3 separate regions of the Homo sapiens genome follow, and all the other regions are linked to region 2. The links are chromatin contacts, found by Hi-C or POLR2A ChIA-PET in ENCODE. All regions are on one chromosome and are shown on one strand. The core of a region is the stretch at or near the end of the contact, and the rest is flanking DNA. Distances in the headings are between cores, read along the strand shown. Region 1 overlaps PACS1 (phosphofurin acidic cluster sorting protein 1). Region 2 holds the start of PCNX3 (pecanex 3). Region 3 holds the start of ARL2 (ARF like GTPase 2).

Region 1 (4,245 bases), core at 959-3,458, 520 kb before region 2:
CTGCAGCACTATTCACAGTAGGCAAGATTTGAAAGCAAGTGTCTATCAACAGATGAATGGATAAATAAATGCAGTACATATATATACAATGGAGTACTATTTGGCCACAAAAAAGAATGTGATCCTTTGGATGGATGGATGAAACATGGATGGAACTAGATCATTATGTTAAATAAAATAAGCCAGGCACAGCAAGACAAACTTCACATGTTCTCACTTACTTGTGAGAGCTAAAAATTAATACAATTAAACTCATGGAGACAAAGAGTAGAAGGATGGTTACCACAGGCTGGGAAGGGTAGTGGTGGGGTTAGGGGGGTGGATGGGAGGGAAGTGGGGAGGGCTAATGGATTAAAAAAAAAAGTTACAAAGCATGAATAAGACCTAATATTTGCTAGCACAACAGGGTGACTATAGTACAAAATAATTTAATTATACATTTTAAAGTAACTAAAAAGTATAACTGGATTGTCTGTAACACAAAGGATAAATGCTTGAGTTGGACACCCCACTTACCCTCATGTGATTATTATGCATTGCCTGCCTGTATCAAAACAAATGCAACCCATAAATATATACACCCACTATGTACCCACAAACATGAAAATTAAAAATTTATATATTTCGGGCTTAGCCACCACTATCTCAAGCACATCATGAAAACTAAAGGTAAACAGTAGCATGATGTTTTCAGGTTGCAAGCACTGGTTTCATAACAGGCTGTAAATTAATCCTAAAAGTCAGAACTTCTCTTTTTCAGTGGTTCTCAAACTTTGGTGTGCCTAAGGGTCGCCTGGGGAACCTGTTTAAAAATACAGACAGCGGCCAGGCACAGTGGCTCACACCTGTAATCCCAGCACTTTGGGAGGCTGAGGCGGGCGGATCATGAGGTCAAGATATCGAGACCATCCTGGCCAACATGGTGAAACCCTGTCTCTACTAAAAATACAAAAATTAGCTGGGCGTGGTGGCGCATGTCTGTAGTCCCAGCTACTCGGGAGGCTGAGGCAGGAGAATCACTTGAACCCGGGAGGCGGAGGTTGCAGTGAGCCAAGATCGCGCCACTGCACTCCAGCTTGGGCGACAGAGCAAGACTTTGTCTCGAAAAAAAAAAAAAGTGCAGACAGCAAGAGCTCACCTCTCAAGAGTCCTATTTAGTAGCTTCATCAGCAGTAAGCCTAACAATAATAAGAAACACAATATCAGGGCTGGGATTAGGGTGAGGCAAGCAAGGGACCCAGGGTACAAAACTTAAAGAAGTGCTTGCTCTCAGGTTTGTGCAAGTGCCAAGACAGTAAGTGCCTCCTCACACACTTCGTGGGGCATGTCACTTGACTCACTCTAGTCTTGGTCCTGCAAAGTATAGGGTAGTCCATGGACCATCAGCATCAGCATGGCCTGGGGACTTATTAAAAATGCAAAAGCCGTCTGGGCACCATAGCTCACCCTGTAATCCCACTTTGGGTGGTTGCTTGGGGACAGGATTTCAATACCAGCCCAGGTAATATGGCAAGACTCCCATCTCTGTAAAAAAATTTTTTTTAATTACCTGGGCATGGTGGCAGAAGTCTACAGTCCTATCTACTAAGAAGGCTGAGGCAGGAGCATCACTTCAGTCCATGAGTTTGAGGCTGCAGTGAGCCATGATCAGGCCACTGCACTCTAGCCTGAGTGACAGAGTGTGATACTGTCCAATAAATAAATAAATAAATAAATAAACGGGGCAAAATCTTGGCCTACCCCAGACCTACTGAATCAGAATTTGCATTTTATGCTGGGTGCTGTGGCTCATGTCTGTAATACCAGCATTCTAGAAGCCCAAGGCAGGTGGATCACCTGAGGTCAGGAGTTCAAGACCAGCCTGGCCAACATGGTGAAACCCCGTCTCTACTAAAAATAAAAAAAGAATTTGCATTTTAACAAGATTCTCAGGTTATTCCTGTTCACATTAAAGTCTGAGAAACAATGAATAGAAGGGATGCTCAAATTTAGTTCTGCAACTGAAACCAAAACCCTAAGCACTTTTTAACCTATCATGCTGCATTTCTAAAATAGGAAACAGTGAGTAATGGCTCTCCACTGGAGTCCAAAGGACAGCCCTACAATGGCCAATATTATTGTCACCCCTTGGTCAATGGCCTGGATAATGACATAAGAGATGCTTATTAACCTGCAGGTGGCACAAAAGAGGAGGCTGCTGAGGCAGGAAGGAGCAGAGTCAGACCATCCTGACCGGCTGGATGCCAGGTAAGCACATAACAAGTTTTACATTTAGGTTAAAAATTTCAGTAATGAAGGTATAAGATGTGTGTGGTGGTTTGCTTGGAAATAAAACATATGAAACACTCTAGGAATAAATCCAAAAGTGTGTCATGAATTTAATATAATGGCATTTCAAAACAGGAAAAAATGAGTAATTCAATAATGTTGGAGTAACTAGACAGCTAGCTGGAAAAAAATTAATTTGAACCCCTACCTCACATCTTATCTTAAAATAAATTCTAGATGCATAAAAGATTTAAGTACACACACACACACACAAACACAAACACACACACTCACACAAATCCATTTAAGTACTAGCAGAAAATATGGGTATTTTTTAAACAGCCTCAAGTGGACAAGGCCTTTCTAAGTATGAATAAACTCCAAACACATGAAGTCCAGAGGTCATTTTAAAAAAGATGGCTACATTTTATTACATTAAAGAAAAACTTCTGCACGGCAAACACCAATGTAAACAGAGCTTGGAGACAAATGACGAAATGGTGGGGGGGGGGGCAATTTGTGACTCATATCCAAGACATAGGGCTATTTTCAAAAATCCCCAAAAATCAAGAAGAAAAAAGCCCAACAAGCCAAGAGAAAAGTGGGCAATGCTGAGGCTGGAGAGCCTACGGAGGCCGGGCACTGTCCTCCAATAGCTGAAGACCACTTCTGTGGGAGTGAAAAAACTGAGTCATTCATTTCTACAAATGGTTAAATCAGGACTTAGGGTGGAAATTCCCATGAGTTAAGTTTTAGCCGAACATAGAGAACTTATTAATAATTCGGGCAGTCCATACAATGGAATGGGCCTGCTTAAAAAACTGCTGAATTCTTGTTCAGTGGAAGCACTCGGGCCAAGGCTAGATGAGGGTCAACTTGTATGAAGTTTTTTGGAAGGCATGAGATGGGAAACTAAACTGCACGATTACTGAGGGTGCTTAAAACCCTAAAATTATGCAATTCTATTCAAAGACTACATCCGCTCTGGAAAAGATAGGAGAATAAATCAAATAATGATGGGCTATCACAGCTCCATAAAGACTGAAAGCCATGGTGCTCATCACTCCTAGCTTTTTATTCTAAGTAGGGTGTTCTCTGGAGTGGGGATGTTAGAGGATATGAAGGTTTTGTTAAATCATAACTCCTGCACTCAGGAATATTTTGGTTTGTTTTGGTTTTTGGTGTGTGTGTGTGTGTGTGTGTGTGTGTGTGACAGTGGGATTGGGCAGTCCTGTTTCACATTCTTGGCGTGTGTGTGTGTGTGTGTGTGTGTTAGCGGGATTGGGCAGTCCTGTTTCACATTCCTCTCCTGGGCTCCCCAAACACTGAAAGCAACAGCACAATTTTGAAAGAGAGTGAATTAGTGCTGGAGGGTTGAGTGTGAGGTCTCAGCAGCATAGCCACATAACCCGTAGGACGTACTTACGTATCTACGTCATTTACGACAGTCCAATTATGAGCTAAAAGTCACAGACAAATCAGTAGCTCAATAATTCAACTGACAGGTGGACAGTGTTTCAGAAGCTAGTCTGGAAGGCACGTGGGCAGAATCTGAAACCACGTTAAGAGGAGCGCAGGAGGCTGGGTGTAGTGGCTCACGCCTGTAATCCCAGCACTTTGGGAGGCCAAGTGGGGTGGATCACTTGAGGTCAGGAGTTCGAGACCAGCCTGGCCAACATGGTGAAACCCCGTCTCTACTAAAAATACAAAAATTAGCCAGGCATGGTGGTAGGCACCTGTAATCCCAGCTACTCGGGAGGCTGAGACAGAAGAATTGCTTGAACCCAGGAGGTGGAGGTTGCACTGAGTTGAGATTGCACCACTGCACTCTAGCCTGGGTGACAGAGCAAGGCTCTGTCTCAAAAAAAAAAAAAAAGCGCAGGAGAGGAGGCCAGCAGGGATGAGGGCAGGCCTCAGGCAGCCATGGTACATGCTGAACCTGTGCACAGTGTGTCTGGGTGACAGTGCTGGCATGTT
Region 2 (4,295 bases), core at 1,353-3,852:
GGTCTGTGTCGCTGCCCTCAGGGGCTGGCCCCCCTGGGGGGCTGTCCAGATGGGTGGAGTTGGTCTTCTCACTCTTGAAGCTGCTCAATGTCTCCCTGTCAGTGCCGCTGAAGCAGGAGTCTGAGGAGCCGGCTTTCTGGGGCGTGGGCTCCCCTGAGCCCCGCCGGTCAAGGGGCTGATAGCCACCTGCCCCCCTGCGTTGTTCCCGTCGACTGCTGGTCCTCACCAGGGCCCGGTCAGGCTGGGTCAGGGTCAGGAAGCTCTTGCTCAGCTCCTGGCTGAGGCTCCCCTTCAGCAGGGGGCTCATGGGAGTGTCAGCCATGCTGCTCCCACTCCAGGGCGCTCCATCTCCAGCCAGGGGAGAAGGCTCTGAAGAGTCTGTACTGGCAAGAGAGGGGTCTGGGACAGCCCCTGGAGGCGTCTGGGGAAGGTCTCCAACTGCCAAAATAAAGGGAAACAGAAAATGAAAAAAGGGTTTTCTGCAAAACAAACTAGTGGTTAAGGGAGGTCTTATGCCCTGTACTTTCCCTGAGAGCCCAGCCACAGCAGCACACTGGGGAGGTCCCACAGAGGAATACAGAGGAGACCCAGGATGGAGCCAAAGTTGAGGGGATTCAACAACGAAACAGCTGGTCTAGCCCACAAGCCTCGGCCCCATAAGGCCCACGCACTCAGTTTCTCCTGCGAGCTGAGCTTCAGCATCTCTCGGTCGGCAGAAGTCACGATCACATTGTTGCTGCCCTGCTCCCGCACCAGCTCCTTGATGTCTGCAACCATGGCCCCAGAGGTGTCAGCAGGACCCCCTGGCACAGCACGCCAGCCCCTGTTCCACAGCACTATGCTCCAACCCTGAAGAGCAGCCACCTACCTCTAAGGGGCCCAGAGTCCTCCATTCGGGGCAGCAGCTCCTGAGTAGACAGAGAGCCATGAAGGAACAAACAAGGCAAGAAGTAGGCTCAGGATGCACCCACAGTAGGGACTGGCTCGCAGAGGGACAGGAGGACAAGCTGAGGTCCAGGCCCACTCACCGAGACCTGGTTGAAGCCAAACACAGAGTGCTGGGAGCTGCAGCGCACCGGGGGTGTGGAACTGACTTTCCGGAACACTGTCATCTCCACTCCGGGGTCCCTGGCGGTGAAAAAGAGCAGCAGCTTTGAGCTAACCTCTCCTCTGTGTATGCTACTTCCTCCCATCTTTGTCACTGCTTCTTTTTCAGAAGTCACTTTACAATTCCAGGGCTAACACAGGACAAGTGTTCACAATCACTCAGAGAGCCAATGTTCCCTAAGCCCCTACTCCACCCTGCAAGGTTCCGGCCCAGGCACCAAAAACCCTCAATCCCCAGCACAGCCCCTACCCCACCCACCTGGGTGGATTGCTGTCCCCCTGGGCAGGCTCTTCCTCCAGCTCCCCCATGGTAGAGCTGCGCTTCTCCACGATCTCGCCCTGGTCAAACATGGCATGAAGCCGATAATTGACAGTCTTGATAGTAGCAAAGATGACAGCCACCACGAGGCAGTACACGCCGGCCACCATCAAGCTGGGAGGCAGGACCTGAAGATGAAAGTAAGCCAGGTCCCTTTTCACAAAGCCTCGCCCCCACAGGATGTACCTGCCATCAACATCATAGCTGGGATTCACAGACTCACAAGAAAATTTCATCACCTCTCCACACAACCAGTACACAGACCTCGACAAAGGGCTCTGTATTCTGCTTAGCTGGATGAGATTAAGTGTAGGGTTCAAGGTCACTCGATCCAAGAAAGGAAGACTTTGGCCCCTCTTCCACACAGACCCAAACTCTGCAGTGATTCCTCTCTCTCCACGTCCCAGAGCCCAGGGCACTGCCCTGAATCCCTGCCAGGCTGCCCTCCCTCTCCCGGCTGGAGTTACAGGTGGCCGTGGCGTCTCACCATGTACAGTAAGAAGGGAAAGATGAGCAGGAAGATCCAGACATAGAGGTGGAAGCAGTTGGAGAAGGTGCTCTGGTGCGGGTCGAAGAACCAACCGCCGGTGAGCGAGGCCCACACCCCCTGGCGCAGGATCTGCAACACCTGCGACCCCATGGCCCCGCCGCTGCTGCCCGCGCCCCCCCTCCCGGGACCCTCATGGGGGCGGCCCCCGGCCCATGCCCCGTCTGGCGCCTGAGGGCCCCGGGGCCCGGCCTCACGCTCACGCCATGGCCTCCCCCAGCGGGGGAGGGGGGCTCGGCCGCGCGAGGGTGCGAGCAGGGGGCGGGGCCGGCCGGGACAGTCAGTGGTGCAAGGCCCGGACGCGGGGGTGGGGCTGCATCAGGGGCGGGGTCCGGGTCCCCACTCCTGGCCCAGAATTGCTCCGAGGGGCCGAGCCGGCAGGCAGGCGCGGGGCACGGGCCGGGTACCCGTCGGCGGCATCCAGAGGTGGTCGTGGGGTGGGTGCTCCCGGGGTGCAGGCGACAGCTCCCTAGTCTCCGGACCAGGGAGAACCCCAGGATCTGGGGTCCACTTTCGGGGTCGCAGGTCACTTGCTTGGGGCTCCGCGCTCGCCCGGCTTCTGCTGGTGCCGGCCTAAGGAGGAGGCCGGAAGAAGGAGCCGCGAACCGCCAGCCTGCAGTGGCGCATGCGCCCAACGATTCCAATTGGGACCCGGAAAAGGAAAACTTGACGGCATGAATGCGCAAGCGCAGAAAGGTGATGGCGCGGTAGGACGCGAGGGGTGCCCTTTGGGCGTGCGCAGACTCCAGGACTAAAGCAAGTTCGAGCGTAAAAGCGTTTGGGCGCATGCGTAGACCCAGGCGTTGCCAACCCAGGGTAGACGACTGGGCGGAACCAAAGAGACAGTTGAGTAGCCATTGGGTAACGGCAAAGTAATTGGCGCACAGCTCTTCCAATGAGTTACAGGAGGCGGGGAAAAGGTGGAGGCGTGGACTCCCCTAGTAGCAGCGAGAGTTCTGCACTACCGAAGCACGCCCCTCTCGGCCCGCCCCCTTTAATGCTGGACCTCGTACGTCACGACCGATTTCGCTCCCAGCGGCGTCTACTTCCGGGTCAGAGCTCAGACCTAGGGTGTAGAGAACAACCTTCCGTAACAGGCAGGAATAGTCGAAATAGGATAGCGTCGTCTTTCTTAAAGTGACAGGCTCAAAGCAATTGGGGCAGCCCTATCCAGAAGTTGTGAGGGCGACTCAGCTATTCTGAATCCAATCCTGGGCAAAGTTCTGGACAAGTCTCAGGTTTCTGCCAATGGGGAAGGGATATGAAGAAGCGGATTGTTTCCCAGGTGAGGAGAAGAAGAGAGCCTTAGGCAATCCACTCCAAGAGCTTGAGGTGCAGCCAGTTCCGTCTGTCCTCCAGTCTTCCCCACCCCATCCAACTAGCTCTACGAGGCAGAGCTTTCTCGTCCTCATATCATATATGAAAAGAATGGCCGGGCGCGGTGGCTCACGCCTGTAATCCCAACACTTTGGGAGGCCGAGGCGGGAGGATCACGAGGTCAGGGGTTTGAGACCAGCATGGCCAACATGGTGAAACCCGTCTCCACTAAAAATACAAAAATTAGCCGGCCGTGGTGCCACGCGCCGGTAGTCCCAGCTACTCGGGAGGCTGAGGCAGGAGAATCTCTTGAACCCGGGAGGCGGAGGTTGCAGTGAGCTTAGACTGCGCCATTGCATACCAGCCTGGGCGACAGAGCAAGACTCCGTCTCAAAAGAAGAAAAAAGAAAGAAAATAATGAGGCTCAGAATCGATGGATCGCACAGTCCCACAACTTCGCAGCCAAGACCAGACTCGGGTTCACCCCCTTCCCAAGTGTGGTTCTGTAACCCCGTTTTGCTGCCGCCGATGCGGATGCAGAGGGCAGAGATGGCCCATCCTTAGCAGAGACCAACCTCCACCCTAGGCAGCAGAGCACGCAGCTGGGGGCTTTTCTTTCTAGATCTCAAAAGCCTGCTGTGATGGGGGATCTGGTTCTGCCCTTTCCCTCTCTGCCTCTCCTGGCCCGCCTACCCGGGAACTCCCCGCCTGGAGCCTCTGGGAGGGGAGCGGTGCAGGCCGCCCGCGTCATCTGATGCTGTTTCCTGCAGGAGGGAGAAGAGCGGAAAAAAGTGAAACTCCACCCTCCACCTCTGCCTCCCGCCCCCGGGGCCAAAGTACAAAGGGAGGAGGAAGAAGGGAGCGGGGTCGGAGCCGTCGGGGCCAAAGGAGACGGGGCCAGGAACAGGCAGTCTCGGCCCAACTGCGGACGCTCCCTCCACCCCCTGCGCAAAAAGACCCAACCGGAGTTGAGGCGCTGCCCCTGAAGGCCCCACCTTACACTTG
Region 3 (4,755 bases), core at 351-2,850, 600 kb after region 2:
AAATAGAGACAGAGTCTCACTATGTTGCCCAGGCTGGTCTCAAACACCTGGGCTCAAGCGAACCTCCCACCTCAGCCTCCCAAAGTGCTAGGGTTACAGGTGTGTGCCACCGCACCCAGCCTCTATTACATATTTTACTTACTTCCTGTGTTATCATCTTTCTACCCGCGGGCAACCCCCCCGCCACACACACACACACGCATTACAGAATTTCCATGAAGGTAAGATTTTTTAGTTTTATTACCCTGGGCACTAGGACAGTGTCTAGCACATATTAGGCACTCAATATTTATCAAATGAGTGAACTGTATGCTTTTCTTAGAGCTCTTTAAAGCAGACATGCGGCCCGGCGCAGTGGCTCACGCCCATAATCCCAACAGTTTGGGAGGCCAAGGCGGGTGGATCACTTGAGGTCAGGAATTCGAGAACAGCCTGACCAACAAGGTGAAACCCCGTCTCTACTAACAATATTTAAAAAAATAGCCGGGCGTGGTGGCGGGCACCTGTAATCCCAGCTACTTGGGAGGCTGAGGCAGGAGAATTGCTTGAACTCGGGGGGCGGAGGTTGCAGCGAGCTGAGATTGTGCCACTGCACTCCAGCCTGGGCAACAAGAGCGAAACTCCGTCTCAAACAAAACAAAATAAAACAGACATGGGCCGGACTCCGTGGCTCATGCCTATATTCCCAGAGTTTTGGGAGGCTGAGGCAGGAGGATCACTTAAGCCTAGAAGCTGGAGGCTGCGGTGAGCCTTGATTGTGCCACTGCACTCCAGCCAGGGCAACAGAGCAAGACCCTGTCTCAAAAAACAAAACAGTCATGATGTGATTATTAAGTTATATGTGCACGTAAGCGTCTTATCTCCCCAGCCATTCCCCCGCGGAGCCTGGCACAGAGCTGGGGGAACAGGTGCGGGCGCCTAACTGGACTCAGAAGGCGCACAGGGCGCACGGGACACTCGGGCCCACACACACACATCCTCAGCCGCAGGGACAACCACGGGCCGCGTAACACCAAAGAGACGGACTGTTGGATCCACGCTCGAAAGGATCCGCGGAGCCCACACGCGCCACCCGCCACCCCGCACGCCCCCGGGATTCGGAGCTCGAGGGCGGGGCCGGGGCCTGGAACCCTCGGGCCCGGGGGAGGAGATCAGAGCCGGGAGGGCAGCGGCCCCACGCTTGGGCCAGGCCGCCGGGTGGTGGCGTCCGAGTTATCTCCGGGACCCACCACCCCTGACACTCGGGCCGCCTAGCCCCGCCGCTGCGCCTGCAGGACCGCTTCTGCGGCCCTCGGAGCTGGCCCCTGCCCCAGTCCTGGGGTGCGGCTCCTCCCGGCCCGACGGGGCGATTGATGGGGCCCGCGTGGTGACGCCAGGGGCAGTTGGGACGCGCCGGCCGCCGCGTTCCGCTCCCGACAGGGGGCGCCCGGCACCGCCTGCCCGGCTGGACCCCGCCACCCTCGCGGTTCCGGCGTCCGGTAGGATACAGCATGAGCAGTCGCAGCTCCCGCTCTTTCTGCTTCATCTTCTTCAGAATGGTCAGGAGCCCCATGGTCCCCGGAGCCCCCTCCCGGCCGCCGTTTCTTCCCAGTCCCGGGACCCCGCTCCCGGTTCCTGTTGGCTATCACGCTCGCCGACGGCATAGTCGATTGGCCGGACGCTCGTTTGGTCCCGCCCTTGCCGCACGTGACCGCGAGGTCGCCCGCGCAGCTGCTGCGAGGGTCCCTCTAGCGGCGCGGGGGGTTTCTGTGCTGCCGCCCGCCCTGACGCTGCGCCTCCCGAGGGCTGAGGCTGGGGGAGCAAGGGCGACTCCCCCACCCTTTCCCCTGCCGGACTGGGGCTCTTGGCCGGAGCGGAAACCTTGAAGTTCCTGAGTTGCATCTTGGCTGCGTCTGACCTGAGAGTCAGAACCCAGGGCCCCCAGGTACGGACGAACTCATCCTGGGGCCAGTGTAGGCCCCCGTTCCCAGCAACACAGTCCAAATCCTGCTCATCTGGGCCCTCGGCATCATCCTCTGACAGAGCGGAAAGTTGGGCCTCCCCCTACCCGGCTCCGGTGGCTCTCAGTTCAGGGCGGCGGTGCCCCCTGGAGGCCGTTCGGAAACATGCGGGGCGTCCCTGGGTTCCAATGACGGAATTGCAGTCCCGCCCCAAAGGCTGCCCCCACCCAGAGGCCCAGCGTTTCCCTGTTCAGAAGCACAGTTCCTACTTTTGCAGATGGAAAAACTGAGGCCCAGATGGTGCTTAGCACAGTGGCTGGCATGTAGTAGGTGCTCAATAAATATTTGTTGTTGAATGAATGGCTTTGTCCAAGAGTTTCATTCTTTACTTTAGCGCTCAAGAAGTCCAGAAGAAGTGAGGAAATAGGTCAAGGACCAAGCCCTTTTGTAAACTCAGGAGACAGCCTTATTGCTGCAGGTAAGTGTGGATAGGCAGCACGGAAGAGCCTCTCTCATGCTTGGGAAAGAGCTGTCAGCACCAGCTGAGGACAATAGCTAACTCCTGTGTAACTGTTTGCAACGCACTTCACGTGTTCAGCTTCATCCTCCCTGCAACCCTGAGAGGTTTATATTCTTTTCGTAGCTATGATAATGGAATCCAGAGTGTTTAAGGAGCATGGGTGAGATTCAAACTCAGGTCTAGTAAATGGTAAAGCACAATGTCTTCATGCCTCCATGAAGTTTGCCTAGAGAGAGGTCTGGAAGAAGCTGGAGCTTCCCATCTTGCAGAAAGGGGCTTGTGGTCAGAGGAGGGCTGAACAGATAGGCTGCCTGAGTGGGACCCTTCGGTCAGCACCATTTACCCTCCATCACACACACACAAGGAAGAAAGTGAGCATATCGCCTACCCAGAGGCTTCGAAATGCAGCTAAGATCAAAATGGGAAATGCTGGCCGGGCGCCATGGCTCACGCCTGTAAACCCAGCACTTTGGGAGGCCGAGGCAGGTGGATCACGAGGTCAGGAGTTCAAGACCAGCCTGGCCAACATGGTGAAACCCCGTCTCTACTAAGAATACAAAAAATTAGCTGGGCGTGGTGGCGGCACCTGTAATCCCAGCTATTCGGGAGGCTGAGGCAGAGAATTGCTTGAACCCAGGAGACGGAGGTTGCAGTGAGCCGAGATTGTGCCACTGCACTCCAGACTGGGTGACAGAGTGAGACTCCGTCTCAAAAAAAAAAAAAAAAAAAAAAAAGAAATGTCTAGAGGTAGGAGCCTGCCATCCTGCTTCTAGGAGCCTGCACCACAGACATTCTGGCACTGCACAGGAACAACGAAGTTCACTGTGGCATGGTTTGGAACAGCAAGAAATTGGAAAAAACCTAAGTGCCTCCAGTGAGGGCAGGTTACCTGAGCCGGGGTAGGTGCATGTGAATTCATGAAGCCCTTAAAACAGTGAAGTGGGCCAGGCGCAGTGGCTCATGTCTAATCCCAGCACTTTGGAAGGCAGAGGTGAGTGGATTGCTTGAGCCCAGGAGTTCAAGACCAGCCTGGCCAACTTAGGGAGACTCCCATCTCTATAAAAAATACAAAAATTAGCCAGACATGCTCACTTCAACCCAGGAGGCGAAGGTTGCAGTGAGCTGAAATTGTGCCACTGCACTCCAGCCTGGGCGAAATTGTCTGTCTCAAAAAAAAAAAAAAAAATTAGGTGTAGTGGTGCACATCGGTAGTTCCAGCTACCTAGGAGGCCAAGGTGGGAACCAGGGAGGATAAGGCTGCAGTGAGCCGTGATCATGCCACTGCACTCTAGCTTTCATGACAGAGTTAGACCGTCTCAAAGAAACAGAAAACAGTGAGGTGGAGCTGTAAGATACCAGTGTGGAAAGATGTCCGCGCCATATTAAATGAAAAACAAAAACAAAAATTCAGTCCTCTTTTAGTTTTAAAAATAATATTAACTGGAAATATGCCCACTTAGCAATGTTTTTTAATCTATGAGATGCATTCCATTAAGGAAGTGGATTGTAAAATTAGTGTCACAAATAGGTTGAACTGTATGAAATTGCCCATATTTGACAGTTTTGATACACAGATGTATTTCAAATGGTTCAACCTAGTAGCATTAACAAAAATGAAATAGAATGAACAGAACTGAAAACATTACTACCTTTACCCACGTAGTAAAGCTAAGTAGCGTTTGGTGAAACATTTGTTTTAGATATTTATACAGATATGTGTACTTCTCACTGTGAATCACAGTCACAAAAGTTTGAAAATCAGGGCAATGAAGTTTGGGAGAACATAAAATTATTACCTTGGGTGTGTCTATATTTTCTTTTTTTCTTTGAGACAGAGTCTGGCTCTGTCACCCAGGATGGAGTGCAGTGGCACAATCCTGGCTCACTGCAACCTCTGCCTCCCAGGTTCAAGCTATTCTCCTGCCTCAGCCTCCTGAGTAGCTGGGATTACAGGCATGAGCCACCATGCGCGGCTAATTTTTATATTTTCAGTAAAGACAGGGTTTCACCATGTTGGCCAGCTGGTCACAAACTCCTGGCCTCAAGAGATTTGCCTTCCTCAGCCTCCCAAAGGGCTGGGATTACAGGTGTGAGCCACCGCACCCAGCCTCGGATTGTTTTATTTCCTACCAGTAGCATTGAAAGAACTTGTTCAAATGTCTGGCTTAAAGTCTTGCCTGTCCATGCTGTTGTTCCCAGGGGCCACATGGTAGAATTTCAGTGAATATAAATTAAAAAAATAAAAATAAACAACATCCAAGCTCTGTGAAAAAGGGGGAGTTCAGGAAGTAACTA

Evidence for each region. Hi-C counts contacts between places; a loop is a spot of excess contacts on that map. ChIA-PET counts read pairs that join two places held with the same protein, here RNA polymerase II (POLR2A). Pooled maps may share reads with other maps.
Region 1: a loop to region 2 is called in a map with no recorded cell type, with 7 times the contacts of the local background. The contact joins the enhancer-like site here to the promoter of PCNX3 in region 2. A Hi-C loop is called at or near these places in 1 of 37 single-sample maps with no recorded cell type and 4 of 50 pooled maps. POLR2A ChIA-PET finds 5 or more read pairs at or near these places in 3 of 52 experiments (GM10248, GM12878 and PC-9).
Region 3: a pooled map shows a loop between it and region 2 (7-fold over the local background). The contact joins the promoter of ARL2 here to the promoter of PCNX3 in region 2. A Hi-C loop is called at or near these places in 4 of 37 single-sample maps with no recorded cell type and 10 of 50 pooled maps.

What each region holds. Positions count from the first base shown.
Region 1 is chr11:66,135,559-66,139,803 of GRCh38, reverse strand. All of the region lies in intron 1 of PACS1 (phosphofurin acidic cluster sorting protein 1), which reads right to left. Among named protein-coding and RNA genes, the nearest start is that of PACS1, 67 kb to the right of the region's middle. RefSeq lists silencers at 735-894, 3,899-3,948. Within about 2 kb of position 2,208, at least 6 of the 41 ENCODE cell types and tissues checked have a DNase peak (open chromatin) inside an H3K27ac peak, as active enhancers do; they include GM12878, where a contact is called at or near this core.
Region 2 is chr11:65,614,083-65,618,377 of GRCh38, reverse strand. It overlaps PCNX3 (pecanex 3), which reads right to left and starts at 2,602. Exons shown (of 35, transcript NM_032223.4): 1 at 1,914-2,602; 2 at 1,367-1,554; 3 at 1,029-1,128; 4 at 869-908; 5 at 672-767; 6 at 1-438. The coding sequence starts at 2,066. MAP3K11 (mitogen-activated protein kinase kinase kinase 11) reads left to right here and starts at 4,157. Exons shown (of 10, transcript NM_002419.4): 1 at 4,157-4,295. RefSeq lists a silencer at 2,108-2,357 and enhancers at 2,488-2,537, 2,548-2,697, 2,978-3,067, 3,128-3,177, 3,060-3,946 and 1 more.
Region 3 is chr11:65,011,005-65,015,759 of GRCh38, reverse strand. ARL2 (ARF like GTPase 2) reads right to left here and starts at 1,600. Exons shown (of 5, transcript NM_001667.4): 1 at 1,488-1,600. The coding sequence starts at 1,552. It overlaps ARL2-SNX15 (ARL2-SNX15 readthrough (NMD candidate)), which reads right to left and starts at 1,600. Exons shown (of 11, transcript NR_037650.2): 1 at 1,488-1,600. RefSeq lists a silencer at 994-1,753.